Regions from separate parts of the Homo sapiens genome. Here region 2 is linked to region 1. The links are chromatin loops, found by intact Hi-C in ENCODE. Cell type or tissue: IMR-90. All regions are shown on one strand. Links, peaks and the distances in the headings refer to the core of each region. The heading gives the core; the rest is flanking DNA.

What was found. A loop is a pair of places that touch in the nucleus more often than their neighbours do. Peaks named below come from ENCODE experiments on the same cell type or tissue, not always from the same donor. Only the 100,000 strongest peaks of a DNase experiment are listed, where the experiment ranks them.
Region 2: it touches region 1 in a loop (2.5-fold over the local background); 4 of 110 quality-filtered maps call a loop at or near these places.

Annotation. Positions count from the first base shown.
Region 1 is chr12:112,038,725-112,053,881 of GRCh38, forward strand. NAA25 (N-alpha-acetyltransferase 25, NatB auxiliary subunit) reads right to left here. Exons shown (of 24, transcript NM_024953.4): 15 at 14,834-14,933; 16 at 9,568-9,719; 17 at 8,941-9,066; 18 at 4,901-5,144; 19 at 4,364-4,487; 20 at 3,315-3,380; 21 at 1,757-1,854; 22 at 505-615. LOC124903022 (a long non-coding RNA gene) reads left to right here and starts at 5,929. Exons shown (of 2, transcript XR_007063465.1): 1 at 5,929-7,887. In IMR-90, for the core only: no CTCF peak of the experiment used is centred there; no DNase peak of the experiment used is centred there.
Region 2 is chr12:112,129,555-112,144,711 of GRCh38, forward strand. TRAFD1 (TRAF-type zinc finger domain containing 1) reads left to right here. Exons shown (of 12, transcript NM_006700.3): 2 at 957-1,015; 3 at 5,184-5,319; 4 at 5,459-5,512; 5 at 11,265-11,670; 6 at 12,535-12,741. The coding sequence starts at 969. Among named protein-coding and RNA genes, the nearest start is that of TRAFD1, 12 kb to the left of the region's middle. RefSeq lists an enhancer at 1,160-1,209. In IMR-90, for the core only: no CTCF peak of the experiment used is centred there; no DNase peak of the experiment used is centred there.

The DNA.
Region 1 (15,157 bases), core at 2,518-10,517:
ATCTCAGCACTTTGGGAGGCCGAGGTGGGCAGATCACTTAAGGTCAGGAGTTTGAGACCAGCCTGGCCAACAGGGAGAAATCCCGTCTGTACTAAAATACAAAAATTAGCCGGGTGTGGTGGCAGGCGCCTGTAATCCCAGCTACTCGGGAAGCTGAGGCAGGAGAATCACTCGAACCCAGGGGGCAGAGGTTGCAGTGAGCCAAGATAGTGCCACTGAACTCCAGCCTGGGCTATAGAGTGAGATTCCATCTCAAACAAAAACAAAACAAAACAAAAAAAACACTAACAATAGCTGATGAGCTTTAAAAAAAAACTCAAAAAATCTCATAACGTTTTAAGAAAGTTTACGGGTTTGCGACGCATTCAAAGTCATCGTGGGCCATGGGTTGGAGAAGCTTGGCATATAGGATCCTAAGGACTCAACATGGAGGAAAACAGTGAAAAGAAAAAGTAGCATGTGGTCAGATTGTTCCTTGTATATCACTTGTGTTACTGTTATTACCATGATGATGCTGGTTTCTTTTTTCTTCTTTTTCTTTTTCTGTAAATTTAGTTTGTATGGTCGTAGGACACTCTCACAGTAACTGGATACCCAAAGGATAACAGAAATAGTCTGAAAGGAAAAATTGCAAATTCACCAATAAGGATTACACTAAAAATATCTATCAGGAAATTAGAGGCAATGGATTCAACAAATTCTAACGCAGTTCTTCTATGTAAATCCCTTCAATTTCTCATGTGAATCTCCACTCTACTTTCTGCAATCACTCTACTGATCCAGGCCTTCATCATCTCCTGCTCAGAATACTACAATGGCCTAACTCTTCAGCATTTCTTCTGGCTCTCCTAGCTCAAAATCCATCCTCCACTTCACTCCAATTTTCTGTCACTTCCCTGAAGAAGTGGGGACTGATTTAACATCCTTTTCACTCAGAGAAGAGTCCAAATTCCTAGGCATGGAATCCAAAGGTTCTTTACAATATGCCTCTCCCGTCACATCTCTCCAAGCAGGTAAGATACCACCTTACCTGCAAATCTTAACTTACATATGTATGGCAAAATCTACCCAGTTGATCAGTACATATCCTGCACTGTATCAAATTAGCTGTTTATATGTCTTCTCCTATACTACAGTGTGTGCATGTACATATATGTCCGCTTATTACTCATTCACTTAATAAAAATCTCTTAGGCACTTACAGTTTGCCAATCACCAGAACAGTGTACACTCCCCACACAGAGTAGTAAGGGGAGAACAGTCAACAAATATGTGACAGAAATAAAAGAAAAGATAATAGATTATGAGTGTTTGCAATCTTCCTTCTCTTCCCTCTGGCAAAAAAAGAGGAGGGAGTTTTGCTGTATCAGTTGCTGGACACTATCACAATGCATAATATCTTAGCAATTAATAAATGACAACAAATAAAAGAAGCTGGAGGAATTAAACTACATAATAAAGAGTGAGTCAGAAAGGAGAATGAAAACAGCTAGATTTGAGGTGAATCTGGGGAAGTTTAGAGATGAGTACAGCAAATTTCAAGAAGTTTTACCTAAGTATTATGAATGAAATCATCTTAGAATTCTTGGAAGAAATTGGTTTAGAAAATGATTTAAATTGCTTTTCAATTAACAAAAACAGGGATGGAGGGTTAAGTTACAGGTATAAGGTGCCTATTACCTGTTCACTGTTGAAAAATGAATCCTGTAGACCATTAAGAACAACAATGTCTTTTAGGAAGAGAACAAAAACTTACCTCAACAAAGAAAACTAGATTTTCTAAAAGAGTAGGATGTGTTTTCAAGTTACCATCTTTAACTTCTAAGAGGTCACCTTTACATTTACTGAAGACATCTGAAAACAAAAAACATTTTAGTTTTATTCAGCTTTTGTTTCAATGCTATTTTAAGGAACACAACACACAAATAAAGAATAAGCAAATAAAAATTTAATTTAGAAAGCTATTTGTTTTTCATTTTCCATAATGAACCAAACTCCAAAGGATAGACTATCCATTGTAAGTTCTTTAAAAAGCCATGCTGTTGCTCTATAGTCTTCAAAATATAAAAGGTAGCCTTAAAAATTATACATTCTAGTGTCTAAACACCAGCGAAGCCTTTTCAGATAGGCCATCAGCACAATAAGACTAAGACTCTAAGTGAATGATTCAGAGGACTTATGCCATTATGGACTGAAAGACCAAAAAAGTACATTGTAGAAATGCATCTTCATAACAGATAATAAATTTTATTATCATAATCTTAATCATTTTCAGACATTCTTCACCTGGACAATAAAATATAAGACCGAGCCACGCTTGGTGGTGCACGCCAGTAGTCCCAGCTACTCAGGAGGCTGAGGTAGAAGGATTGCTTCAGCCAAGGAGTTAGAGTCCATCCTGAGCAACACAACAAGACCTCATTTCTTGGGGGGAAAAAAAAAATCATTTAGGGTCCTAAAAAGACACTTTTTTTTTTTTTTGAGATGGAGTCTCGCTCTGTCGCCCAGGCTGAAGTGTAGTGGCGCTATCTCAGCTCACTGCAAGCTCCAACTCCCAGGTTCATGCCATTCTCCTGCCTCAGCCTCCCGAGTAGCTGGGACTACAGGAGCCCGCCACCACACCCGGCTAATTTTTTTGTATTTTTAGTAGAGACGGGGTTTCACCGTGTTAGCCAGGATGGTCTCAATCTCCTGACCTCGTGATCTGCCTGCCTCAGCCTCCCAAAGTGCTGGGATTACAGGCCGTGAGTCACCATGCCCGGCCAGAAAGACTCTTATAGATACAAGATGCATATATGTGCCCTTTAACAATTCTATTAAATTATTGGGAATTTAACAATTTAATAATTCTATTAAATTCTTGGGAATTTAATCCCAAGGAAGGACTCAAATAATACCCTAACAATTTGTCCCAAGATATTCATTTCAGCATCAGTAGAAGAAATAACTCATATACATAATATGTCACCAATTGCGATAACATAAAAAATGTTAATACAATACTATAGAATATTACGCAGTCTTGAAAATAAATGGGGTATATATAACTGACATGGAAAGGTATCCAAAATAACAAAAAAATTAAAGTCAAAAAAGCATGGATTACACCATTTCCTATGTTTAAAGATTACTTTTTATCTGTATTTTCATTCACACACATATGTGTTTAGGTGGCATCTAGGAGTATTGACTCCAAAGTGTTAAAACTACTTACTTATCTCTGGGTGATTGGGCTTGGGAATAGGGGAAAGAACTTCGAAGCTATTGCCATACAACCAGATACAAATACAGGAATCTACAGTAGGAAAACTTACCTTTTAACTGGTCTAGTAAAGACTTAAAACTATTTTCTATTCGTTCCTGAATCTCCATTGTATCCTCTAAAATTGAAAAACAAAAAATGAAAAACTTTCAATTCTATTTTTAGTAAGATAAAGAAGCAAGATAAATACCTGCAAGAAGTTCATGGGCAAGGACATTTTCTTCTCTCTACAGACCCTTATGCATTTTTCATTATTTTGAGACAAAAAGAAAATGATAATGAAAGGAAAAGGAAGAATAAAAAGAAAGGCACTAATTACCTTTTTGCCAGAGGTACTACCTAAAATTCCTTAAGAGAGCTTAAAATCTATGTGCTTCAAACACTCTGAATGGTAGGATCTACTAACCTTATGATTTAAAAAATAAATAAATAAAAGGAAAAGGTCTATGGAGTATTTGTGATTTTCACTAGGAGCTTACAAAAGAAATCTCTTCTCTACAAAGTTTAGTGCTTCTTATTTTTATTTTTTTTTTTTTTTGAGACAAAGTCTCGCTCTATCATCCAGGCTGGAGTGCAGTGGTGCCATCTCGGCTCACTGCAACCTCTGCTTCCCTGGTTCAAGCGATTCTCCTGCCTCAACCTCTGGAGTAGATAAGACTACAGGCGCCCGCCACCTTGCCTCGCTAATTTCTGTATTTTTAGTAGACACGGGCTTTTGCCATGTTGGCCAGGCTGGTCTCGAACTCCTGACCTCAGGTGATCCGCCTGCCTTGGCCACCCAAAGTGCTGGGATTACAGGCGTGAGCCACTGCGCCCAGCCTACTGCTTCATTTTTAAAATCCAACAGCCTTTCAACAAATGAAGAATTTCTTCAACTTTTGGACCTAACAAGTGATTTTAAATATGGAATGGACTTAAGCTTCTAAAACATTACTTTGTAACCTACGACTGTACCCTCTCATACACTACACCACACATTTGCAGAACAGCTTCCAGCTTCCATGTACTCTAAAATTTTCCAGATGTGAGGTTATAGACATTTTATTACGTGTACTACATTTTCTATGACAAAGACCCTATAAACACACAGTGTACACTTACCTAAACCACTGGTATCCAGCTCATAAATATCATTGACAAGATAAAAAGAGCTTATCTGGCACTGAGAACAGCCAGAATTAAAGAATCCACCCATTCTGGTAGGTACAGGACCAAGGAAAGGATACTGGAAAAAAGGGAGAAAAATAATGCTCTTTTAAATCCATCTAAATGCATACAAAATAAGAAAATCAGGTAACTAGTAGATAAAAACCTGTCTCAGCGGTTCAGCTAAAAGCCACTAATCAGCAAACTAATAACTGAATCATTACAGTAAAAACAGAACATTTATATTAATTTGTTGCTAGCTATTAAAAACTTAACACCACAAAAAGTTATTTTGCTTTCTCCCTCACTAGTCTGGATATTGAGGAAGCCTCTGCAATTCCCTCTGAGTCTAAAATATTCCTCTTTCTCCTGCAGAAGCCATAAACTGGGACAAAACAATTCCTTACTACTCACCCACCCCAAACTCCTGTTTATAAAACAGTCATAAATATAATTATTGCAACTTTGATGGTAAATATGTATTGATGGTACCTGAATATCCTTCTCAATAAATCGCTTTCCTGTCTCCAGGGTTGCCTCCAGCTGTTGAAGGAGCAAACGAAGAATATCAATCCGGGAGGATACCCCATTCTCGGCAGTCTTCTCCGAGTTCTTTGGCTCCACAGGGTGGTTGAGACTTGGAAGTCCACTTATCAGCCTCAATGTTAAGGATCGGATTCTTAACCACAAGGTCTCCTCCTCTAAGGAAAGTTTCTTATGTTCTTCAGAAACGTCCCTTAAACAGAAACATCCCCAAATTATCTAACTTATTCAATATTCAATCCATTGCTTTCAATTTTTTTTTTTTTTTTTGAGACAGAGTCTTGATCTGTCGCCCAGGCTGGAGTGCAGTGGCACTATCTCTGCTCACTGCAAGCTCTGCCTCCCAGGTTCATGCCATTCTCCTGCCTCAGCCTCCCAAGTAGCTGGGCCTACAGGCGCCTGCCACCACGCCCGGCTAATTTTTTTTTTGTATTTTTAGTAGAGACGGGTTTTCACCGTGTTAGCCAGGATGGTCTTGATCTCCTGACCTCGTGATCTGCCTGCCTTGGCCTCCCAAAATGCTGGGATTACAGGCGTCAGCTACCGCGCCTGGCCTCAAATCATTTAAAGTTAACTTTCACCAGTTAAGATGCCTTTGAAGGGTTCCAGCTTTCATTTACTAGCTGAATGACCTAAGACAAGCCAAAATGTTCTCAAACCCCATTTCACTATCAATAAAATGGGAATGATAACCTATTTAACAGGTCATTTTTGGCTGGGCACGGTGCCTCACACCTGTTATCCCAGCACTTTGGAAGGCCGAGGTGGGCAGATCACGAGGTCAGGAGATCGAGATCATCCTGACTAATACGGTGAAACCCCGTCTCTACTAAAAATACAAAAAATTAGCCGGGCGTGGTGGTGGGCGCCTGTAGTCCCAGCTACTCAGGAGGCTGAGACAGGAGAATGGCATGAACCAGGGAGGCGGAGCTTGCAGTGAGCCAAGATTGCACCACTGCACTCCAGCCTGGGCGACAGAGCAAGACTCCATCTCAAAACAAAACAAAACAAAACAAAACAAAAAAAACAGGTCATTTTCCTTATAAGTGACACTTTGTTCTCTGATTATAAAAATAATACATGAGGACAGGTGTGGTGGCTCACACCTGTAATCCCAGCACTTTGGGAAGCTGAGGTGAGAGACTGCTTGAGGCCAGGAGTTGGAGAACAGCCTGGTAAACATAGCAAGACCCAGTCTCTAAAAAAAAAAAAAAAAAAATACAAAAAATTGGCTGGACGTGGTGGCACACACCTGTAGTCCCAGCTACTAGGGAGGCTGAGATTGGAGGATTGCTTGAGCCCAGGAGTTCAAGGCTGCAGTGAGATATGGTCACGCCACTGTACTCCAGCCTGGGTAAGATCCTGTCTCTAATAAAAATAATACACAACATAAAAAATGCAAATGATAGAAAAATGTAAAACGTAGAAAAGGTGCCCTGATAACCAATACTCACAGTATTATCAAGTTTGGTATAGATCTTTTTAGACTTTTGTAATGTGGATGTATAAAAGTCTAACTAAAAATAGCGGGTGTGGCCCGGTGCAGTGGCTAACGCCTGTAATCCCAGCACTTCGGGAGGCCGAGGCAGGCAGATCATGAGGTCAGGAGATCGAGACCATCCTGGCTAACACAGTAAAATCCCATCTCTATTAAAAATACAAAAAAAATTAGCCGGCCGTGGTGGCACACGCCTGTAGTCCCAGCTGAGGCTAAGGCAGGAGAATTGCTTGAACCCGGGAGGCGGAGGTTGCAGTGAGCCGAGATTGCGCCACCGCACTCCAGCCTGGACGACAGAGTGAGACTCCATCACAAAAAAAAAAAAAAAAAAAAAATAGGGGCTGGTTGCGATAGCTCACACCTATAATCACAGCACTTTGAGTGGCCCAGATGGGGGGATCAACAGAGGTCATGAGTTTGAGATCAGCCTGGCCAACATGGCAAAACCCCATCTCTACTAAAAATACAAAAATTAGCCGGGCGTGGTGGCAGGGACCTGTAATCCCAGCTACTTGGGAGGCTGAGGCAGGAGAATCCCTTGAACCCAGGAGGTGGGGGTTGCAGTGAGCCGAGATCATGCGACTGCACTCTAGCCTGGGCGACAGAGACAGACTAGGTCTCAAAAATAAAAAGTAACTAAAAATAATACTTACACAACTTAACAATTTTAAACAAATTGGTTACAGTATGCAACAGAGGCTCCATCTAAAAAAAAAAGTAACTAAAAATAGTATGTATGCAACTTAAGTTTAAACAAATTGGTTACAGTAATTACATTATTTTGCAAACTTCATCTTTTTATGACAGTATGTGTAGAAAAGAGTTAACATAGCAGGCCTGCAGCTATTATCGTTAGAAAGGCCTACTTGCAAGGTTGGCCCTTGGCTGATGTCTGGGAACTTTGCACTCCAACTGTTCCCTAAAATGGTAAGAGTGACTCGCTGTGCCTAGATTGTTTATATAAACCATGTTGTTTATGGTGAATACCTGCTTTCTTTCCACTCAGGATAGACAGAGTGTACCCACATAACAATGAAACCTTAAGCACCAAGTCTCTACTGGGTTTCCCTGAGCAGGAACATTCCACCTGTGTTACTGCATTTTTCCCTGCTGGAGAAAGGAGCATACTCAGTGTTTCCCCTCAGAGGAGGGAGAAAGCACTGGAAGTCTGAGTTCTCCCGACTGTGCCTGTTCCTTTTTCCCTTCCGGATTCTGTCATGTGTCCTTTCACTGTAATAAACCTTAGCCGTTGAGTGCAACTATATGCTCAGCCCTGTGAATCCTTCTGGGACTCAACAATCCTAAATCACTGAATGTGGCCTTGGCAACCCACAAATCACAGAATTTTCAGAACTACCTCATATACACTTCTTAGCATGTTTCTGCATTTATTTCCTTAGGTTCTACTTTCCTAGAAGCAGATCTGCCAAATTAAATGGTATGTGGCATTTTAAATCTTGATACATATCACTACAACTCCCTATAGGAAGACTGTATAAAATTTATCCCTGTGTAAATGCATAATAAGTATTTACCACACAGCCTTGCTGACCACAAGTATTCATCTTTTTTGCTAGAAACAAAATCTTTATTGCTGTAAGATGTGTTTCTTTGCCCAATTTCTTATTTTCTTATTGACTTATTAAGAGTTCTCTCTATATATGAAGGATACTTGTATGAAGAAATTTACTACAAACCTTTAGAACTTAACAAATTTATTATTTCTATTTACAGAAGTTAAATCCTTTATGTTTCCAGATTTGGTATAATACTAGGAAAGGCTTTCCTCACCTATTTAAAAATATTTTCTATATTTTCTTCTAGAATTTCTAAGGAATCTAGAATTTAGCATACAGTCTTTAATCGATCTGGAATTCTCATATATGCTGTGAAGTAGATCTAACTTTTAGATTAACCAGCAGTCCCAGCATAGGGGTGAGCTATACTTTCTTCATTTGGCTTACCTATATTTTCTGATCCCTACAACAAACACATGTTATTTTATATTTGTGTAAAGTGAAGTTTGTTTTTTTTAATTTTAGATTCATCCTAATTCTTTTTTTTTTTTTTTTTTGGAGATGGAGTTTTGCTCTTGTTGCCCAGGCTGGAGTGTAATGGTGCGATCTCAGCTCACTGCAACCTCCGCTCCCTGGGTTCAAACAATTCTCCTGCCTCAGCTTCCCGAATAGCTGGGATTACAGGCACACGCCACCACGCCCAGGTAATTTTTGTATTTTTAGTAGAGATAGGGTTTCACCATGTTGGCCAGGATGGTCTCGAACTCCAGACCTCAAGTGATCCACCGGCCTCGGCCTCCCAAAGTGCTGCAATTACAGGCCTGAGCCACCGTGCCCAGCCCAACCTAATTCTTTAAAAATAAACTGCTTCACCCAGGAGTTCGAAGCTGCAGTGAGCTATGATCTTGGTCTCTTTAAAAAAACAAAAAACAAACAAAAACTTTAAAAATTGCTTGGGGTTAAATTCCAGTTACCTGTCTTTTGGATCCCAGCTGAAAAAAACATTTAAGTCTCTGTTGTCTCGCAAATCTTCCCATGGAATGTCATCTTCTTCTGGCCTAAGGTTCATTGACTTTATACTTTCTGCTAAACTGGTTGATCTGTGATAGAGAAAAATCCACATATTATTTTAATAGTAAAATAGCCAGAAAATATTATTAATCAGGACTTCCTGTTTTACTAGACAGGAAGGGAAAGAGGAAGGAAGGGCTCATAATAAGGTGAAATAGAACCAAGCGCAGATCAAACTGGCTTGCTACATGGCAAGAAAAAGGCTTCTGGAAGCCCACACAAAACAAAGGGGATCAGCATTAATTCCTGAAATCTCTTGATTTGTAGGGGAGGCGGAACCTTCGTAAGCACAATATGGACCAGGCATTGATGACCATGACCTAAATGGCTTCTGTAATGGTCTCAAGATGTTGCTGGCAGTACTCTACCATTCCCCATGACATGTGCCAAGTTCTGTTTCCCCACTGTCTCTCTCCCTTTTTTCCCCCTATTTTACCTTAAGCCTGCCAATAACACCCATGAGCCCATTAATGGCTCTTAACAACTGATCTAATCCCTTAGTTCCTTTATAGCTCTCATGCAATACTTACATATTTGCTTCAAGTAGAAGGTCTAACAGCATCCGTTCAGTACGGACTTGTGCAAAATGAAGAGAATTATTCAGCCTGTTCCTAAAAGCGATAAACTCTGGGATCTTCTCAAATGCACCATATTTGTAAGCTTGAATAATATATTCTGAGGTCTGAGAAGGAAAGACATCACCTTGGTATAAATAGTTCACAAGTCAGGCAATGTAAGCAAACCTTGCCAGCCAAAACAAAACACTCAAACTAAAATTAAGTTTTAAATCTAATCTTTAAAGGTCTTGGTCACCAAGTAGAATATTAGCTTTTTAAAATGTTTTTCTTCCTTCTTATACTTTAGACAAATGTCTCCTTTACTAATATTACTAATTGTAATAACCAGCTTCTGCCACCATCACATAAGCCTTCTCTTGGCAGTCATGTCTTTCAATTCAATAGGAACTGAGGTTTTGTTTTGCCACATCAGTCAAAAATTTGGTTAGTGCCATTCTGGAAGGGATGTTACTCCATGTTTTTCTGCATCTAAGATAAACTGTGTTTCATACAAAGGTTCCAAAAGCACCAGAATAATAGAACCACCTGCCCCCCGCCCCCCCAAATAAAAACCACTCTCCTTCAGAAAAAGACAGGCTGCTCCTTGGTTTTGCTTATTTCTGAATACTGTATTAGAAACACAGGGCATATGAGCATTACGTCAGGATAGAAGTAAGACACCAAACAAAAGACCTATCAAAATTCATGTCATAATCTATTCTGAGGACAAAGACTTCAAGAACCAAGTTTCTTGTCCATCTACATTACGTAAGACCTCTGCTGGAAATTTCCTTAAACAAGTATGTGAAGGGAACATTCACCACATGTGCTTTAATTGTAGCTTAATACATATACAGAGATCAAACATTACAGAACAGAGGCAAGATAAAGAATTCTAAGCAGAAATTCTGGCACAATAGAAGAAAATCTCAGGGAAGAACATTTCATGGGTGTGGGTCTATGCCATCAGGATCAGAAGACAGGAGATTACCCCTTTGGGCCAAGGAAACTATTATGCTCAAAGCTGATGTCTGCCCCCAAAAAAGATCCTTTCTAGAAAAAACAGTCTTTTTACACAGCCTCAGTTAATCAGCTCTGCCCCCATCTCCATTACGTCTGAATAATTTGCCCAGTAGGAAAATAGGCCAATAGTCAACAACATACCCTCTGATATACAGCCTTGCAGGGTTCATTTCAGGCCGCGGGATTGCGCCACGGGCGCTAATTCAACTGCATTCGATGCGGCTTTTAAACCCCCATGGGACACCTCGGCGAGCTGTTTGCCTGCAGTATCTGGAGAAATTAAAGACGGACGGACACAAGAAAATTAAAAAGATTACTTGTGATCCTGCAGGTTTCAAGAAGGACTACCTGAAAAAGCTCGAGTATACCTTCTAGCTTGATTAAAGGACAGTGATACACCCTATCAAGAGGAGGCCAGGATACTCTAAACACATATGCCTATCCTATGGCCCCTTGGCTTAGAAAACACAGCAAGGTTTACTACTATTAGCCCTTGTAATAGGAACTTACAGCTGGGGAAAAAAAAACAGCTGGTTAGGAACACATGATTCAGTAATTAATCAAAAAGAAAATATGACTTTAGTAATTCCAATCAAAGTTATAATTACAGTTCCAAAGTATGCTATGATTTAAGGAGGGAACCCAGCCTTACCAAGTGTAGAGGCAGTTTTAATTTCTAAGTGGTCCGTGGAACACCACTTTATTTAAAAAAAAAAAAAAAAAAGGCAATAGCTTTTCAAAGAGAAAAATAAGGGGCAACAAAGAGAGTATAGTCTTTAACAAACTAAGAAGGTAGTCACAGTTCTCTGGCTTATCTTTTTTAGATAGTCCTTCTGTAACACTGCAGTAAAGTACCACTGCAGAGCTAGACAAGGGCCTGGGATGCAACCACTAGGACCAAGGCTGTGGAAGTAGTACTACGTGAAGAAACAACCCCCTACTGGAACTGCAGGCAAAACTGAAAGCCACAGGCACTTTAAAGACTTTTGAATATCAAAGTATGTTGTCCGTACCTATTTTCTACTCATTTATGCACCAATGAGGCTATTTAGATCCCGAATGGATTCCTGAAATGAACCCTGGTCACTGTAAAAATTAGTGAAATATATGGACATAAAACCCCTGAATAATGACCTTTGTGAATACCTAGAGATTATATTTTCTTTTATTTACTTTTTTTTTTTTTTGAGACAGAGTCTCACTCTGTCATCCAAGAGTGACAGCTGGAGTGCAGTGGTATGATCTCAGCTCACTGCAACCTCCACCTCCCAGATTCAAGCAAGTCTCCTGACTCAGCCTCCCAAGTAGCTGGAATTACAGGCGCTCGCCAACACACCCAGATAATTTTTGTATAAAATAGAGATTTTAAAGGGAAATTTTTAAGAAGTAAAAACACGTAAGTGACTTTTAAAGATATGAAAATCTAGTGCTTATTTTCATATTTTTAAAAATCTATTCCAAAGTAAGATGACAACAGAAAATAACCTTTCTAGAAAGAAAATCCCTATGCAGACCTTCCAAATACAACTTTCAATCCCATAGCACAAAACATTACTAAGCAAAACACTAGATTTTCCATTTAAGTAAAAGTGTCCTGTCAAAGAGCTAGGTGGGAATTGAAATGCATCAGTCACCCAAGGAAAAAGCATCCGGGGATCCCAAAAACTACCAAGAATAAAAGATGCATAGTATAGAGCTCTGGATTTGAAGAGAGATATTTCTGATACTCTAAGCACAAGGTTGAACACACACAGTAAGACACTACAATCATAATCTTTCTTAGCCTTAGATTTCTTTAGGAAACAGTTCACACCACAGTCTCTATCTGGCACTCAACATTAAGGTCAAGCTACATGTTCCTAGCTGTACCATATTTTTCTTTTTTGGTGGGGGGACAGAGTCTCTCTCGTCACCCAGGCTGGAGTATAATGGTACAATCAGCTCACTGCAACCTCCACCTCCCGGGTCAAGCAATTCTCCTGCCTCAGCCTGCCGAGTAGCTGGGATTACAGGCACCTACCACCATGCCTGGCTAATTTTTGTATTTTTAGTAGAGATGGGGTTTCACCACGTTGGCCAGGCTGGTCTTGAACTCCTGACCTCAGGTGATCCACCCACCTCGGCCTCCCAGTGCTTGGATTACAAGCGTGAGCCACTGTGCCCAGCCTGTACTGTATTTTTCTTTTGCCTCTAGGACTCTTCAAGATTATCTCCTGTCAGCAGATTTAATAAGCTCTATCTTCTTAGCGGTAATCAAAATATATTTCAAGTGTCCTAGTCTCTGATCAATAAAATGCTATAATTTTATCAGGTTCAACATCACATACATTCAGATGAATTAGTCACTTTTGCCACACACAACCATCAGCAAAACATAAAACAAAGATACAAAAAAAACTCTGAGGATGACACATCCCCTCAAATTGCTCCTAGGGGTCTCCTTTGCCTATATTGCAACACTTTTGTAATTTTATTTTTAGATTTTCTTTCAAAACAACTCTTCAGACACAATATTTGTGGGAAAAAATTAAAGCCTAATTCTGATGTATATAAAGTAATGTGTCTTTATTGACCACATCTTCATGAGTAATACAGTTCTTCTAGAATGCTGCATGATTGAAAGCTAGAGGAAAACCAGCCACCGGGCTGGAATTAATCCCTGATTTACTCCCACTACCTCAAAGCTATTTGAGAAACAAACCTTTGAAAAGGAATCTTCAGTAAATCAAATGTTTCTTTCATCTCTCTTATAAATACAGAAATGAGGCCATAAATAATGAGATGAGGAAACCAATCCTTTTGATTTTTTTTTTGAGTTAGTGAAACCTCTTGAAAACAGGAGGGCAAGTACAGATACTTGAACACACAATGAAAATTCATAGGTTTATAGCTCATCCATGCTAGGTTTTAGAAACCCAACATCCTAGAGATGACCTTCTGACCTCTAAGCCAGGCCAGCACACCTTCTGAGTAACATGCTCAGATGCTGATACTCATTTTCCTCTCTCCCTGATCAGATGCTGTGCCACAAAATGAGGTCTGAACGGAGATACCAATCACTGCAGAGGTTAAGGGGGCCACTTTGGGGAGGGGATACAGGACTAAGAACCAACTAATGGTACACAGCTCATTATCTAAGCACAAGAGGCTGCTTTCCACCTGCTTAGAGCTGTCCTTTGCTACTCCAGCCCTCTAGGCCATTCCCTAAAACTTGTCAGAATGTAATTATCATAAACTGAGAACAAACCTATATCCCATGTTCAGAAATGCTTCTATTTAATACAATACACCCTTAAAGAATTAGATGGAAGATAGATTAGTCATCCTGTTACAGTAAAACAAAAGGGTTTAAAAAAAATCCTCACGAGTGTTTGCCAAGAAGAACCCCAGAAACTAGCTTCCTTGCTAGTTCCTTAATTGCTGGTAGACCATGAGAATGGAAAGCTATGGGCAGATAGCTGGCACAGCCAACTTCAGGCGATGAGGCTTAGAAGTCTGTGAAAACCAAGTAGGCAGTGACCACCCTGGAGACATTCCTTTTCTTCACATTCATTGTTGGGCAGTTTTTTATAATTGGTCAACTGAGTACAGACCGTATGGTTTTCCTACAAAAACCTCGGCTTAACCAACAAGTAGAGCCCAAGTCTGCTTGCAGTGAAAAATATGGTGCAAATCCCATCCTTTCATTATGGCACAGAGAAGCTCTATTTATTGCTACTTTAAAAAACATATTATTCACCTAGGTTTCTCGGAATGCCTTTTAATTTTCTAAGAAAATACAAGTACATTCACCTTTGGCAAAGAGCACAATGGACATACATTTCAGAGTTAAATAAAAGTAACAGAGAGCAGCTGCTATTGCAGGATGTTACACGGCATCCCAGGCTATGAACGCTTATGGACTGTTTCTTATACCCTTGGAAAAGTCTCTTAGAGATTAAAAGCCAGGTCTAAGAGGACTAACACTTCCTAGTCAGTAAATACCAGTTTTTAAATGCAACTTTCCAAGGATTCTATTAAACACGCCCATTCTAACAAACACAAATAACTCTCTACCTCTCCCTACCAGCCTTGGACAGTAAGCTTTGGTCTAAGGGCACTTGCTAGTTCAGCATGGTGCACCTTAACATGTGTACTTGTGACATGTGGTGACGTGCTCCTCAATAGTGTGCAGTCAGCAGACAAGATCACAGTTAAAAAATAGTTTTTCACTTACATCTTTCTGGTTGGAGTGAAAAAACCTGAGTGCGAAGTTACAGGATTGGGACGCAGCAGCATACTGACCTAGAGATTCAGCATATCGGGTCAAAAGATAACTAGATCAGAAGGAAAGAAGGAAAAAAAAAGACATGTTATACTTACTTACCTAGCTCAAGTAACAAATATTACGCTTCAAATTACTTGGCAAAAAAATAGCTAGGCATAAGAAAACACTAAAACATACTCCCACAGAAATGATCTAATTCACCAGTTAAAATTTAAAAAAAAAAAAAAAAAAAAGCCAAAAGTTAACTCAGTTTTGTGGGAGACCTAAAGTTCT
Region 2 (15,157 bases), core at 2,252-10,251, 91 kb after region 1:
GTTAATTTCCTCTATTTGATAATTTTACTATTGTTATGATGCTTTTAGGGTAATTGGATGAAGTCTGTAAGGGATGTTATTTTATTTTTATTTATTTATTTATTTTTGAGACGGAGTCTTACTCTGTCGCTAGGGTGGAGTGCAGTGGCACGATCTTGGCTCACTGCAACTTCTGACTCCCTGGTTGAAGCGATTCTCCTGCCTCAGCCTCGCGAGTAGCTGGGATTACAGGCATGCGCCACCACACCCAGCTAATTTTTGTATTTTTAGTAGAGATGGGGGTTTCACCATGTTGGCTAGGATGGTCTCGATCTCCTGACCTTGTGATCTGCCTGCCTCGGCCTCCCTAAGTCCTGGGATTACAGGTGTGAGCCACTGCGCCTGGCCAGGATGTTATTATTATTATTATTTTTGAGACAGGGTCTCACTCTGTCACCCAGGCTGGAGTGCAGTGGCATGATCATGGCTCTCTGCAGCCTTAAACTCCTAGGCTTAAGCATTCCTCTTGCACATTCCTCCTGCCTCGGCCTCTCGAGTAGCTGGGACTACAGGCACACATCACCATGCCTGGGTAATTTTTTTTTTTTGTATTTTTTGTAGACATGACGTTACCCCATGTTGTGGCCAGGTTGGTCTTAAACTCCTGGGCTCAAGTGATCCGCCTGCCTCGGCCTCCCAAAGTACTGAGATTACAGGCATGAGCCACTGTACCCAGCCTAGTAAAAGTATTTTATTTTATTATTTTTATTTTTTAAAACTCCCTTATCCAATAAAATTATTTTAAATTGAAAATTTTAAAATAAGAAAATCCCAAGGGACTGGATATTGAATAAAATGCTTTAACATGCAGGTTTGGGTGACAGTTTCTGTATACTAGTTTTTTATTTGTTTTTTTGCATGTCATCTTTAAAGCAGAAATGAAAGAGAAAGTTCATGTCTTCCTTTGTGGTTTTCAGGAAGAGCTAAAGATGGCTGAATTTCTAGATGACCAGGAAACTCGACTGTGTGACAACTGGTAAGACATTAAATCTAAGAAATGTTAGTGGAATGAGGACAGTCAAGCTTAATCACTATCATTTCCTGATTTAAAAACTGTTAGTGAAGACTGGCACAGTCTTGAGTTAAGCTTTCTATTTTGGTGTTTATAACCCACATGAATTACAAGAAAGAGCATCTCTTTCCTGATGAAATGAAACCGGTTGTAAAGTTAATAATCAGCTGGTTCCTGTTGGGGTTTTCCTAAGAACTTATCTTGGTATCTTGGTGCTATACAAGTGCTGTTACTGTAAGCTGACAAAAAAAGCAAAGCAGAACTGTCTGCTATGTTTATTACTTTATTTTCCTTCACTGGGTACTTCTTTCACAATGTGCTATGTTTACCTTAGCAAACTGTGGTAGAAAGAGATGTGGAATAAGGAAAATAGTTTAACTCATTGGTGGAATATTTGAGCCAAATAACATTTTTGTCATCATCGTTGTCTTTTTCTTTCTTCTCAGCCTAACTTTGGCAGAATTAGAATATAATTAGAGCAACAGCTGGTTACAATATTCTTTACCTGCTTGGAATTAAGATTTCATCTCATTGTAGGTGTCTTGCCATATTGTAGAGTATTTCTGCTATGCCACTATCACTTTCTACCATTTCATAAACTATTTTAGTTTTGTTTGGGTTTTATATGTATAGCTACTGAAACAGAGTAATCAGAAACAAATAATCAAAAGAAAACATGATTTTGTAAGAAAAGAGACACATTGGTTTTTAGCATTAGTTAAGATACACCTATTTTATCAGTCCACTCCAATTAGGAGGAATCTCAAGCCTAGGACAAAATATAAATAACTATGCTAAGAGAGTTAAAGGGTGAGTTAATGGAAAGCTAGTGAAAAACAATGCTATTCAAAGCCAAAGAAATTAAAGAAAAAAGCAGATTAGCATAGAAGGCTGACTAAACCTGTAAAGAATTAATTTCTGGCTGTTTGTGTTTAGTGTTTGGAAAGTTCTTGGGAATTTTTCTGGAAGCTTTGGTTTGCCTTTCAGCTATTTCTATCTAAATGAAATTTCACCTCTAATTTGCTAGCCCTTCCTTGAGACTTTTAGCAGTTTTATCTGGATACGGAATTGTGTGCTCATTTATCTCACTTAAAACATCTTCATTTTCTCCGAAGGTAGGAAGTAAGCATATTAGTATTTGGTCTGGTTGGAATGTTTGGTAGGAATATGTTGGCAGTTAAATTTTAAAAGAAAAAAACCCAGCAGGCAACTGTTTTATATAATTGTTGCAAATATCTTTTTTATTTCAGCATTTCCTAAGAGGTGAATATGTGCAATAGTAAATGCTTTGTGGTCTTACTTGACAGCTGCTTTTGATTCTTGTTGCTTCATATTATGATGGTGTGGTCCTTAATATTTTTTGTTTTAATTCTAAAGTTTTAGGGGCCTTGTGTATGTAGTATGTCAACAAGTTATCCTGAACAGCCTTGTAAAGTAAATGCTAGACATTTAGTGTCTCCATATTTACCATTAAAATAAAAATTATTGCCAATATTATGAAAAAGGAACCCAGGTTTTCTACACCCTAAGCAGTAATTACTGGCTTTAATTTTCATGGCATTTGTACATACATGATTTACAATCACAATATAACATTTCTTCTTTCACTTTGTTGGTATACTATATGTAACTTAGCTATTCCTTTCTTGCTTAGGTATTTTTAATGACTTTCATTTTTTACCATTCTATGATACTGTAATGAAAATATTCATACATAATCCCAAGAGTAGGATTATTGTGTTACAGAGTATATAATTTTATGGTCCTAGAAATGAATTTTCAGACTGTTTTTAGGCAGTTTATACTACCACCAGTAATGTATTAAAGTATTCATTTCACAACATCTTTAAAAAGTTGGGATGTATTATTTTAACTAAATTAATTCAAAATGAGTAGTTTCCTTAGAAAGCTAAAAATTTGAGAGAAATATGGGAAGTTAAATCTGTCAGTAATTTTCCTCTTTATCCATTTGAGTTTTCTTCCCATCTCTCACAGTTGATTGTTCTGTCACCTTCCAGTGCTGCTTTGAGAGCTGCCTTGGGGTCCCTAGCTTGATAATTCCACCACTGGATGAAAATGAATTTGCACTTCCTTGGTGTCTTGGTCTTTCAGTTTGGAAGAATGACTATAGCTGGAGGCACATCATTTATCCTACTTCAAAATGTTTCTTAGACAATGTCTGAATATTAAAGGTTATTAAAAGAGAAATAAGCTATTTATAATTTAGTATGGGAGACAGTTCTTCTAGTATTCAGCTTCAGAGGCAAAATATGGTATTAAATAATGTGTTTTATGACTATCTGTATTGATCCTGTTCAGTATTTTATTTTTCTGAATTATTGTTATACGTACCTTCTTTAATGTAGTTTTTAGCTGGTGAAATTGGAATTTTACAATGGTCCTATCCAAATAAGTAAAAGTAAGGCCTTTGAATAGAATGTACCTTTAGTTCGAGTACATGTATAATCTTTTCATGTTTAAATGGTCTTACTCTTTCATGTAACATTATCACTTTACCTCCTTAATTTGTATAGCTTAGATATGATCTTTGAACCACTAAACTAAGTGAGAAAGGCAAAAATGAAGTGGAGAGACCAGACTGGTGGAGGAAAGGGTTCAGGATTTCATTTTTGTACAGCTTTACAGTGAAGTTTCTACCAACCCAGCCAGAGAGCATGTTCCTGTAGTCAGGAAGCATCCAGCCTGCTTCGAAAGGCATGTGAGGCATACAGGAGACAATTTCCCCTTCCCCTTTGACTGTCCAAAAGCTGGAGTCTTCTCTTTTTGGTTTGACTTTTCATGGAATAAAATCCAATGAAATTAAACTACTTAAAAGTGAGAGAAAATCAGTGGTAGGGTGTTTTTTCACTTGTTTTTGTTGTTGTTTTGGTTTGTTTTCTGTTTTAAAATAATCCTGGAGCGTATCACTCTGCTTTGGGACATGGATGGTTTTGGAATAGCCTAGCTCCACTCTTTTTGGCATCTGACTTCATGTTGTGATCAGCTCTGACTTTGAGAAAGTAAGGCTGAGCTTTTAGATGTAGTAGTGCATAGCACCGGTAACTCAGAATGTTGCACAGAAGAGCCTTCAGGATTTAGTTCTTTTTTTTTTTTTTTTTGATACGGAATCTTGCTATCCCCGAGGCTGGAGTGCAGTGGCATGATCTCAGCTTTCTGCAACCTCTGCCTCCCGGGTTCAAGTGATTCTCCTGCCTCAGCCTCCCGAGTAATTGGGATTACAGGTACCCGCCACCACACCTGGTTAATTTTTTATATTTTTGGTAGAAGCGGGGTTTCACCATGTTGGCTAGGCTGGTCTTGAACTCCTAACTTCAAGTGATCTGCTTGCCTCAGCCTCCCAATGTGCTGGCGTTACTGCACCTGGAAAGGATTTAATTTTTTTTTTTTTTTTTTTTTTTTTTGAGACAGAGTTTTGCTCTTGTTGCCCAGGCTGGAGTGCAATGGCACGATCTAGGCTCACTGCATCTTCCGCCTCCCGGGTTCAAGCGATTCTCCTGCCTCAGCCTCCTGAGTAGCTGAGATTACAGGCATGTGCCGCCACACCTGGCTAATTTTGTATTTTTAGTAGAGACGGGGTTTCACCATGTTGGCCAGGCTGATCTCGAACTCCTGACCTCAGGTGATCTGCCCGCCTCAGCCTCTCAAAGTGCTGGGATTACAGGCGTGAGCCACGGCGCCCGGCCAGTTTTTTTTTTTTTTTTTTATAGCAACCTCTGCCTCCTGGGTTCAAGCGATTCTCCTGCCTCAGCCTCCCGAGTAGCTGGGATTACAGGTGCCCGCCATCACGCCTGGCTAATTTTTATATTTTTAGTAGAGATGGGGTTTCACCATGTTGGCCAGGTTGGTCTCGAACGCCTGACCTCAGGTGATCCGCCTGCCTCGGCTTCCCAAAGTGCTGAGATTACAGGCATGAGCCACCGCGCCTGGCCAGGATTTAGTTCTTGAAAAGCAGGAATGGTAATAGTCATGAGTTTGTAGGCTAGGTATTCACTAAAGATAAATAATGGAGACTAAAGATTGGACAGGACAGATTTCCATGTGATGCCACTGTGCAAGAAAAGGCATAGATTAGTCAGTAATGCTTGCCTTTTTCTTTGGTCTATTTCCGTAGCAAAAAAGAAATTCCTGTGTTTAACTTTACCATCCATGAGATCCACTGTCAAAGGAACATTGGTATGTGTCCTACCTGTAAGGAACCATTTCCCAAATCTGACATGGAGACTCACATGGCTGCAGAACACTGTCAGGTGAGCCACCAAGTACTCAAATGTTTATACATGTGTTATACTTGCTGTTGTTCGTAAATGTATTCTGTTTGCTATTGTGCAATAGCAAATGAGCATATTGTCCCAAAGCCAATTTACTGATTCTCACTTCTTACTCTAGGTGACCTGCAAATGTAACAAGAAGTTGGAGAAGAGGCTGTTAAAGAAGCATGAGGTTAGTCCATGGAGTGAGTTACCGTGGGCCCAGTCCTGCTGAGATTACAGACCCACATGCAGAGCAGGAAGCCAGTCTGGTTGAGTGTTAGTTCTCCGTGAGCTCACATGCATACTGTTTCTCAAAGCCTGTTTGAGGCCTTGACTATGTAACTGCTGCCAGATTCGGCTACCTGGCTGTTGGAACTCACTTGTGTATGTTGAGACTCGCGAAGTATCTCCCTTTGGAACTGAGTCTATTATTTCTGTTGGGGTTTGGTTATTGGCAGCCTCACTGAATATGAAGCCAGCCCTAGAGTTGCCAGTATGGGATAACCTCTTTAGCACACAGCCTGCCTTACAAGCTGTCATTTCATTTAAAATTCTTTTTTGTTTGTTTGTTTTTTGAGACGGAGTCTTGTTCTGTTGCCCAGGCTGGAGTGCAGTGGTGTGATCTCGGCTTACTGCAACCTCTGCCTCCCAGGTTCAAGCAATTCTCCTGCCTCGGCCTCCTGAGTAGCTGGGATTATAGGCGCCCACCACCACTCCCAGCTAATTATTAGTAGAGACGGGATTTCACCATGTTGGCCTGACCTTGTGATCTGCCTGTCTTCAGCCTCCCAAAGTGCTGGGATTACAGGCGTGAGCCACCACATCTGGCTTCATTTTAAAATCTTGAACACCTGGATAACATGCTATTTAACCTAAGAAATTCCTCAGCATTTGGTGAGAGAGAATAGAGTATCATTTGCTCGCTAGTTGAGATAAAACTGGCCAAAGGTTTTTTTTTTTTTTTTTTTAAATACAGACAGGGTCGGCTGGGCATGGTGGCTCATGCCTGTAATCCCAGCACTTTGAGAGGCAGAGGTGGGCAGATCACTTGAGGTCAGAGTTTGAGACCAGCCTGGCCAACATGGTGAAACCCTGTCTCTGTTAAAAATACAACAATTAGCTGGGCGTGGAGGTGTGTGCTACTTGGGAGGCTGAGGCACGAGAATCGCTTGAATCCGGAAGGCAGAGGTTGCAGTGAGCCGAGATCGCGCCACTGCACTCCAGCCTGGATGACAGGGTGAGACTACATCTCAAAAAAAAAAAACCCAAAAAATAGAGACAGGTGTTGTCTCTATTGCTGTGTTGCACAGGTTGGTCTTGAACTCCTGGGCTCAAGTGGTCCTCCTGCCTCAGCCTCCCAAAGTGCTAGGATTACAGGCATGAGCCACTGTACTCAGCCCAAAGTTTTTTTTTTTTTTTTGAGATGGAATCTTGTTCCCGTCTTGCAGGCTGGAGTGCGGTGGTGCAGTCTTGGCTCACTGTAACCTCCACCTCCCAGGTTCAAGCGATTCTCCTTCCTCAGCCTCCTGAGTAGCTGGGGTTATAGGCGTGCTCTACCATGCCTGGCTAATTTTTTTTGTATTTTTAGTAGAGACAGGATTTTGCCATGTTGGCCAGGGTGATCTTGAACTCCTGACCTCAGGTGATCCACCCACCTTGGCCCCTCAAGGTGCTAGGATTAAAGGCGTGAGCCACCATGCCCGGTCATTTTTCTTTTTTTTAATTAAAAACCTTTTTTAAGAGACACAGTCTCACTCTGTCACCCAGGCTAGCATGCAATGGCATGATCATAACTCACTGCAGCCTCGAATTCTTGGGCTCAAATGATCTACCTGCATAGGTGGTACTACAGGTATAGGCCTCTATGCCTGACTAATTTTATTTATTTTTGTTTTTCATAGAGTTGGGGTCTTGTTATGTTGCCCAGGCTAGTCTCGAACTCTTGGCCTCAAGTGATCCTCCCTTCTTGGCTTTCCCAAATGTCGAGATTACAGGCGTGAGCTATGGCATCTGGCCAAAACTGGCCAACGTTGAATGAGTATGTTAATTCACCAATTTAAAAATCCAGCCGGGCGTGATGGCTGATGCCTGTAATCCCAGCACTTTGGGAGGCTGAGGTGGGTGGATCACAGGGTCAGGAGTTCGAGACCAGCCTGGCCAATATGGTGAAACCCCGTCTCTACTAAAAATACAAAAATTAGCTGGGCGTGGATACGCACGTCTGAAATCCCAGCTACTCAGAAGGCTGAGGCAGGAGAATTGCTTGAACCTGGGAGGTGGAGGTTGCAGTGAGCCGAGATCGTGCCATTGCACTCCAGCCTGGGTGACAGGGTGAGACTCCATCTAAAACAAACAAAAAAAAACTGGCTCACCTTGTTTTCAAGTGTTGACATAAACAGTCAAAAGCACCACTCAGTCTTTTATAATGCAAGTGAAATCAGTGCTGTGCCCCTTCAAGGAACCACGTGACAGTTTGTTCAGTTGAGCACAAGTTCCTTGCAGGAACAGTTGCTGGCAGAAGGGCTGTGTCTACAGCCCATGTGGAACCAAGGACAGTTTTCCCATTCAGTAGGGAGCATCCCTCAGCCTTGATCTTCATTTCTTGGCTGGGCGCAGTGGCTCACGCCTGTAATCCCAGCACTTTGGGAGGCTGAGGCGGGCGGATCACGAGGTCAGAAGATTGAGACCATCCTGGCTAATACGGTGAAACCCCGTCTCTACTAAAAATACATAAAATTAGCTGGGCGTGGTGGCGGGCGCCTATAGTCCCAGCTACTTGGGAGGCTGAGGCAGGAGAATGGCGTGAACCCGGGAGGCGGAGCTTGCAGTAAGCCGAGGTTGCGCTACTGCACTTCAGTCAGGGCGACAGAGCGAGACTCCGTCTAAAAAAATAAATAAATAAAAATAAATAAATAAAAATCCAAACAGCTGTTTATATGGTAGTTATAGAAGAGTGGATATACATATGTAAAAATTCACCAAGGTATATACTTAAAGATTTGTGCATTTCATTCTGTGTGCCTCAAACTGTAACAACTTGATTTTATTAATTTATAATTAAATTACCCTTAAAGGTAATTCACAGCGGGCTACAGTGACTCATGCCTGTATCCTAGCACTTTGGGAGGCCAAGGCGAGAGCATTGCTTAAACCAAAGAGTTCAAGACCAGTCTAGGCAATATCGTGAGACCCCTATCTCTACAAAAAACTAAAAAATTAGCTGGGAATGGTGGTCCGTTCCTGTAGTCCCAATTGCTCGAGGGGCTGAGGTACGATATTGTTTGAGCCTGGAGGTTGAGGCTGCAGTGAGCCCTGTTTGTGCCACTGCATTCCAGCCTAGGCGACAAAGTAAGACCCTGTTTCAAAAAAATAAAAATAAAAATAAAAAGGTAGGCCAGGCGCAATGACTCAGCCTGTAATCCCAGCACTTTTGGAGGCAGAGGAGGGCGGGTCACTTGAGGTCAGAAGTTCAAGACCAGCCTGGTCAACATGGTGAAACCCCATCTCTACTAAAAATACAGAAATTAGCCAGGCATGGTGCCGCATGCCTGTAATTCCAGCTACTCGGGAGGCTGAGGCAGGATAATTGCTTGAACCTGTGAGGCAGAGGTTGCAGTGAGCCAAGATCACACCACTGCACTCCAGCCTGGGCAACAGAGTGAGACTGTCTCAAAAAAAAACAAAAACAAAAACAAAAAATGCTGGGCGTGGTGGCTCACGCCTGTAATCCCAGCACTTCGGGAGGCTGAGGCAGGCAGATCACATGAGGTCAAGAGTTCAAGACCAGACTGGCCAAAGTGGTGAAACCCCATCTCTACTAAAAATACAAAAATTAGCCAGGTGTGGTGGTAGGCTCCTGTAATCCCAGCTACTTGGGAGGCTGAGGCAGGAGAATTGCTTGAACCCAGGAGGCAGAGGTTGCACTGAGTCGAAATCATGCCATTGTACTCCAGCCTGGGCAACAGAAGCGAACTCCGTCTCAAAAAAAAAAAAAAAAAAATTAAACTAAAGTTCTATTCTAAATGCTACTCCAACATTTTCAGCACTGTTTGTATATACATGAACTACCTCTTGCAGGAAACACAATAAATTGATAAAAAGGCCTTAGGTAGCAGAGGAACAGGGGAGAAGAGACATGATTTTTACATATATCCTTTTTGGGCTTTAAAATTGTATACCAGCTGTGCACAGTGGCTCACGCCTGTAATCCCAGCACTTTGGAAGGCCAAGGTAGGAGGACTGCTTGAGCCTAGGAGTTTTGAGATCAACCTGGGCAACATAAGGAGACCCTTGTCTCTACAAAATAAAAAATAAAACAAAAAACCTAGCTAGGCATGATGGCATATACCTGTGGTCCCAGCTACTTGGGAGGCTGAGGTGGGAGGATTGCTTGAGCCCAGGAGGTCAAGGCTGCGGTAAGCCATGATCGTACCACTGCACTCCAGCCTGGGTGACACTGAGATCCTGTCTCAAAAAAAAGAAAAGAAAAATTAAAATTAAAAAATAAAATTTGATACCATGTAGATATAATGCCAATTCAGAAAGTTTTTTTTCAAAAGCTTTTTTTTTTTGTTTTCCACTCTGTCACCTAGGCTGGAGTGCAGTGGTGTTATCCCAGCTCACTGCAACCTCCACCTCCCGGGTTCAAGCAATTCTCCTGCCTCAGCCTCCCGAGTAGCTGGGAGTACAGGTGAATGCCACCACACCCTGCTAATTTTTGTATTTTTGGTAGAGTGGGGTTTCACCATGTTGGTCAGGCTGGTCTTGAACTCCTAACTTCAGGTGATCTGCCTGCCTTGGCCTCCCAAAGTGCTGGGATTACAGGCGTGGGCCATTGCCCAGGTCCCAAAGTTCTTTTATTAGATAAATAACACGGATTTGCTAGGAGTAGTGGCTCATACCATTTGAGGATGGGAGTTTGAGACCAACTTGGCTAACGTGGTGAAACCCCTTCGGTGCTAAAAATACAAAAAAATTAGCTGGGTGTGGTGGCACGCACCTGTGGTCCCAAGCAACTCAGGAAGCTGAGGCACAAGGATTGCTTGAACCCGAGAGGTGAAGGTTGTAGTGAGCTGAGATTGCACCATGCACTCCATGCACACCACTCTGTCGCTGGGCGACAGCAAGACTTTCTCAAAAAATAATAATAATAAATGAAAAATAAAGCCTGTGCTAAATACAAATATGAAGGTTAGAGAAACCTGTGTCTTTCTAAAGTGCAGTTTCTTTTCCTCATTATTAGGTACTTAAGACTGAATTGGAGGCCGGGCGTGGTGGCTCAAGCCTGTAATCCCAGCACTTTGGGAGGCTGAGGCGGGCGGATCACAAGGTCAGAAGTTCAAGACCAGCCTGGCCAACATAGTGAAACCCCGTCTCTACTAAAAATACAAAAAATTAAGTGGGTGTGGTGGTGTGTGCCTGAAATCCCAGCTACTCAGGAGGCTGAGGCAGGAGAATCGTGTGAACCTGGGAGGCAGAGGTCGCAATGAGCCAAGATTGCGCCATTGCACTCCAGCCTGGGCGACAGTGCGAGACACTGTCTCAAAAAAAAAAAAAAAAAAAGACTGAATTGGAATAGTTGGTAGGGGACAGGGACATTGGAGCTTTGACAAACATCTGACTTGCTATGATTCTTGTTATTTGCTCCTGGGCTTCTCTGGCTGGTTTTAGATTACTAAGTAATGTGTGCACAAAACAATATGATAGTTAGGGTGGCTGAGTAGTGGGCTCCCTCTAATATTTTATTTTCCTTTATAGAACATTGTGGCAGGAACAAAAGGGGAAGCTGTGACTCTTAAATAATTAAATACATTAAAAAAGGGTAGGAGAATCAAGGGTTGGAAGAGAAGATTGCAGTAGATACTCTTGGCTTTCCTTGCCCTATACTAAAACACACCTCTCCTAGATATGCATATTAACTGCCTCATTCCTCTGTTTTGTAGGAGACTGAGTGCCCTTTGCGGCTTGCTGTCTGCCAGCACTGTGATTTAGAACTTTCCATTCTCAAACTGAAGGAACATGAAGATTATTGTGGTGCCCGGACGGAACTATGTGGCAACTGTGGTCGCAATGTCCTTGTGAAAGATCTGAAGACTCACCCTGAAGTTTGTGGGAGAGAGGGGGAGGAAAAGAGAAATGAGGTTGCCATACCTCCTAATGCATATGATGAATCTTGGGGTCAGGATGGAATCTGGATTGCATCCCAACTCCTCAGACAAATTGAGGCTCTGGACCCACCCATGAGGCTGCCGCGAAGGCCCCTGAGAGCCTTTGAATCAGATGTTTTCCACAATAGAACTACCAACCAAAGGAACATTACAGCCCAGGTTTCAATTCAGAATAATCTGTGTGAGTTGTGCTTGGGATTAGGGAACTAGAATGGTATCAAAATCCCAAGGCAAATGGGAACAGGGCTTTGGGGCCAGATAGATCTTGATTATAGAAACCCGACTGTAGCTGAGTAACACTGGGAAGAATACCTCTCTTTCCTATAAAATGGAAATAACCTCCATTGGATTATAGTTAGGGTTCATAATGGTGAGTATGATGACAGTGTTGTAAATAGCCAACACTTATACAGATTGAGTATCCCTTATCCAAAATACTTGGGGCCAGAAGTGGTTTGGCTTTTGAAGTATTTGCATTATATATACTGGATGAGCATCTCAAATCTGAGAATCTGAAATCCAAAATGTTCCAGTGAGCATTTTCTTTGAGAGCCATATTGATGCCCAAAAAGTTTCAAATTTTGGATTTTTGGATTGGTATGCTCAACCTGTATCTTATTTCCCTTAGGCATTTGCAAAGTGCTTTATACGTATTAACTCATTTAATTCTCTCATTATTTGAAGGTAGGTAAATTTGAAGGTAGAACTGAGATTTGAATTCAGATAATCTGACCTCGTGCTTTAAACCATTCTACTGTAATTCAGAAAATAAGTATAAAATGTTTAGCACAGTGCCTGTCTCATAATTATGGCTCAGTAATATTGCTTAATAATACAGTTAGAATAATAATGGAGCCTTTTCACAGGGCAGACTTTAATGTTCAAAGCTAGGAGACCCAGAGGGTGAAGAGAGCTAGTTGAACATGGTCATTTTTATTCCTTCCCGGATGCCTGTAAACCTTGACTATTTGCTAGGCATGGACTTGAGTTGAGGGTGGTAACATTTCTAATGTATCCTGAATGTTGGTTGGTTTTTTTTTTTCAGTTGAAGAACAAGAGAGGCAGGAAAGGAATAGAGGCCAACAGCCCCCCAAAGAGGGTGGTGAAGAGAGTGCAAACTTGGACTTCATGTTGGCCCTAAGTCTGCAAAATGAAGGCCAAGCCTCCAGTGTGGCAGAGCAGGACTTCTGGAGGGCCGTATGTGAGGCCGACCAGTCTCATGGCGGTCCCAGGTCTCTCAGTGACATAAAGGGTAGGCTTGCTTATTCTGCACTAGCCTCTTTCTCTACAGTTTTTGTAAGTCTTAGGTTATACAATTCTTATACAATTGAAAGATTTTAATGAAATAGAATTTGCCTTACTCTTTTTTGTTTCTTTTTTCTTTTCTTTTTTGGGACAGTCTCGCCCTGTCACCCAGGCTGGAGTGCAATGTAATGATCTCGGCTCACTGCAACCTCTGCCTTCTGGGTTCAAGTGATTCTCGTGCCTCTGCCTCCCAAGTAGCTGGGATTACAGGTGAATGCTTGAACCCAGGAGGCAGAGGTTGCAGTCAGCTGAGATTGTGCCACTGCACTCCAGCCTGGTGACAGAGTGACACCTTGTCTCAAAAAAAAAAGGCTCTAAAGGACATTATTGTACAAGTAGAGAACTTACATTAAAGTTGCTGAGAGTGACATCCGTATTGTTTACATAGGAGAAAGCAGTGCCCTTGTTCTTCAAAGGCACATGATGAAGTACTTAGGAATAAAATGTTATGTGTTCAAACTTATTCTCAAATAGTTCAGGGGAAAAATACATAAAAGTAATGTGAGGAAATATTAAGCTTTGTGAATATAGATGAGGAGTATATGGGTATTTGCTATACTATTCTGAACATTTTTTTTTTTTTTTGGAGATGGAGTTTTGCTCTTGTTGCCCAGGTTGGAGTGCAATGGCACGATCTCGGCTCACTGCAACCTCTGCCTCCTGGGCTCAAGTGATTCTCCTGCCTCAACCTCCTGAGTAGCTGGGATTACAGGCATGTGCCATCACGCCTGGCTAATTTTTTTTTTTTTGAGACAGAGTCTTCCTCTGTTGCCCAGGCTGGAGTGCAGTGGCACGATCTCGGCTCACTGCAACCTCCGCCTCCCGGGTTCACGCCATTCACCTGCCTCAGTCTCCCGAGTAGCTGGGACTACAGGCGCCCACCACTACACCCGGCCAATTTTTTGTATTTTTAGTAAAGACGGGGTTTCACTGTATTAGCCAGGATTGTCTCGATCTCCTGACCTCGTGATCCGCCTGCCTCGGCCTCCCAAAGTGCTGGGATTACAGGCGTGAGCTACTGCGCCCAGCCATGCCCGGCTAATTTTTTGTATTATTAGTAGAGACGGGGTTTCGCCATGTTGGCCAGGCTGGTCTCAAACTCTTGATGTCAGGTGATCCACCTGCCTCAGCCTCCCAAAGTGCTGGGATTATAGGTGTGAGCCACTGCGCCCAGCCATTCTGGGTAATTTCTTATCGGTCTTCTAGTTCACTGATTTTTCTCCGTAGTTATTTCTAATCTGTTGTTTAATGTGTCCCTTAAGATTTTCACTTAGTGATTATATATTTCATTTTGAGTTCTGTTTGATCCTTTTCCTCATTGTACCTCCTAATTTTTAAAATAATCTTTTGTTCCATAGTCATATTACAGTTCCCGCTTTGGTTTTTTTTTTTTTTTTTTTTTGAGGCAGGATCTTGCTCTGTCACCGAGGCTGGAGTGCAGTGGTGTGATCGCGGCTCACTGCAGCCTCCGCCCCCAGGCCTCAAGTGATCCTCCCACTTCAGTCTCCGATGTAGCTGGGACCACAGGCATGCACCACTACCTTTTTTTTTGTATTTTTAGTAGAGATGGTTCCTTACCATGTTGCCCAGGCTAGTCTCGAACTCCTGAACTCAAGCAATCTGCCCCACCTCGGCCTCCCAAAGGATTGGGATTACAGGCATTAGCCACTGCGCCCAGCATAGTTCCCTCTTTAACATGTCTTTAAACATGTTAAATATACTTATTTTTCTTTTGTGTCCAAAAATAGCAAAAACTGTTTCTTTGCTATGTTGTTTCTGCGTCTCCTGTTCATGGAGGCTTGCTACGTGTGTGTGTGAACACCAAGTTTTCTAGCATGTTCCTCTGAGAATTTATAAATGCTTCTGGCAGGCACATAGAGATACTACCATTAGGGGTAACTTTAAGCTTTTGGCCTGGACTTTTTTTTTTTTTTTTCTTGAGACAGAGTCTCCCTCTGTTGCCCAGGCTGGAGTGCCATGGCGCGATCTTGGCTCATTGCAACCTCCGCCTCTGGGGTTCAAGTGATTTCTCCTGCCTCAGCCTCCAGGGTAGCTGGGATTACAGGCTTGTACCACCATGCCCGCCTAATTTTTGTATTTTTAGTAGAGACAGGGTTTTACCGTGTCGCTCAGGTTGGTCTGGAACTCCTGACCTCAGGTAATCCACCCACCTTGGCCTCCCAAAGTGCTGGGATTATAGGTGTGAGACACCATGCCCGGCTGGCTTGGACTTTTAAAAAGCATAAACGTAGCTGAGCATCATGTCTCATTCCTGTAATCCCAACACTTTGGGAGGCTGAGACGGGAGGTTCATTTGAGCCAAGGAGTTCAAGACCATCCTGGGCAACAGAGTCAGACTTCAT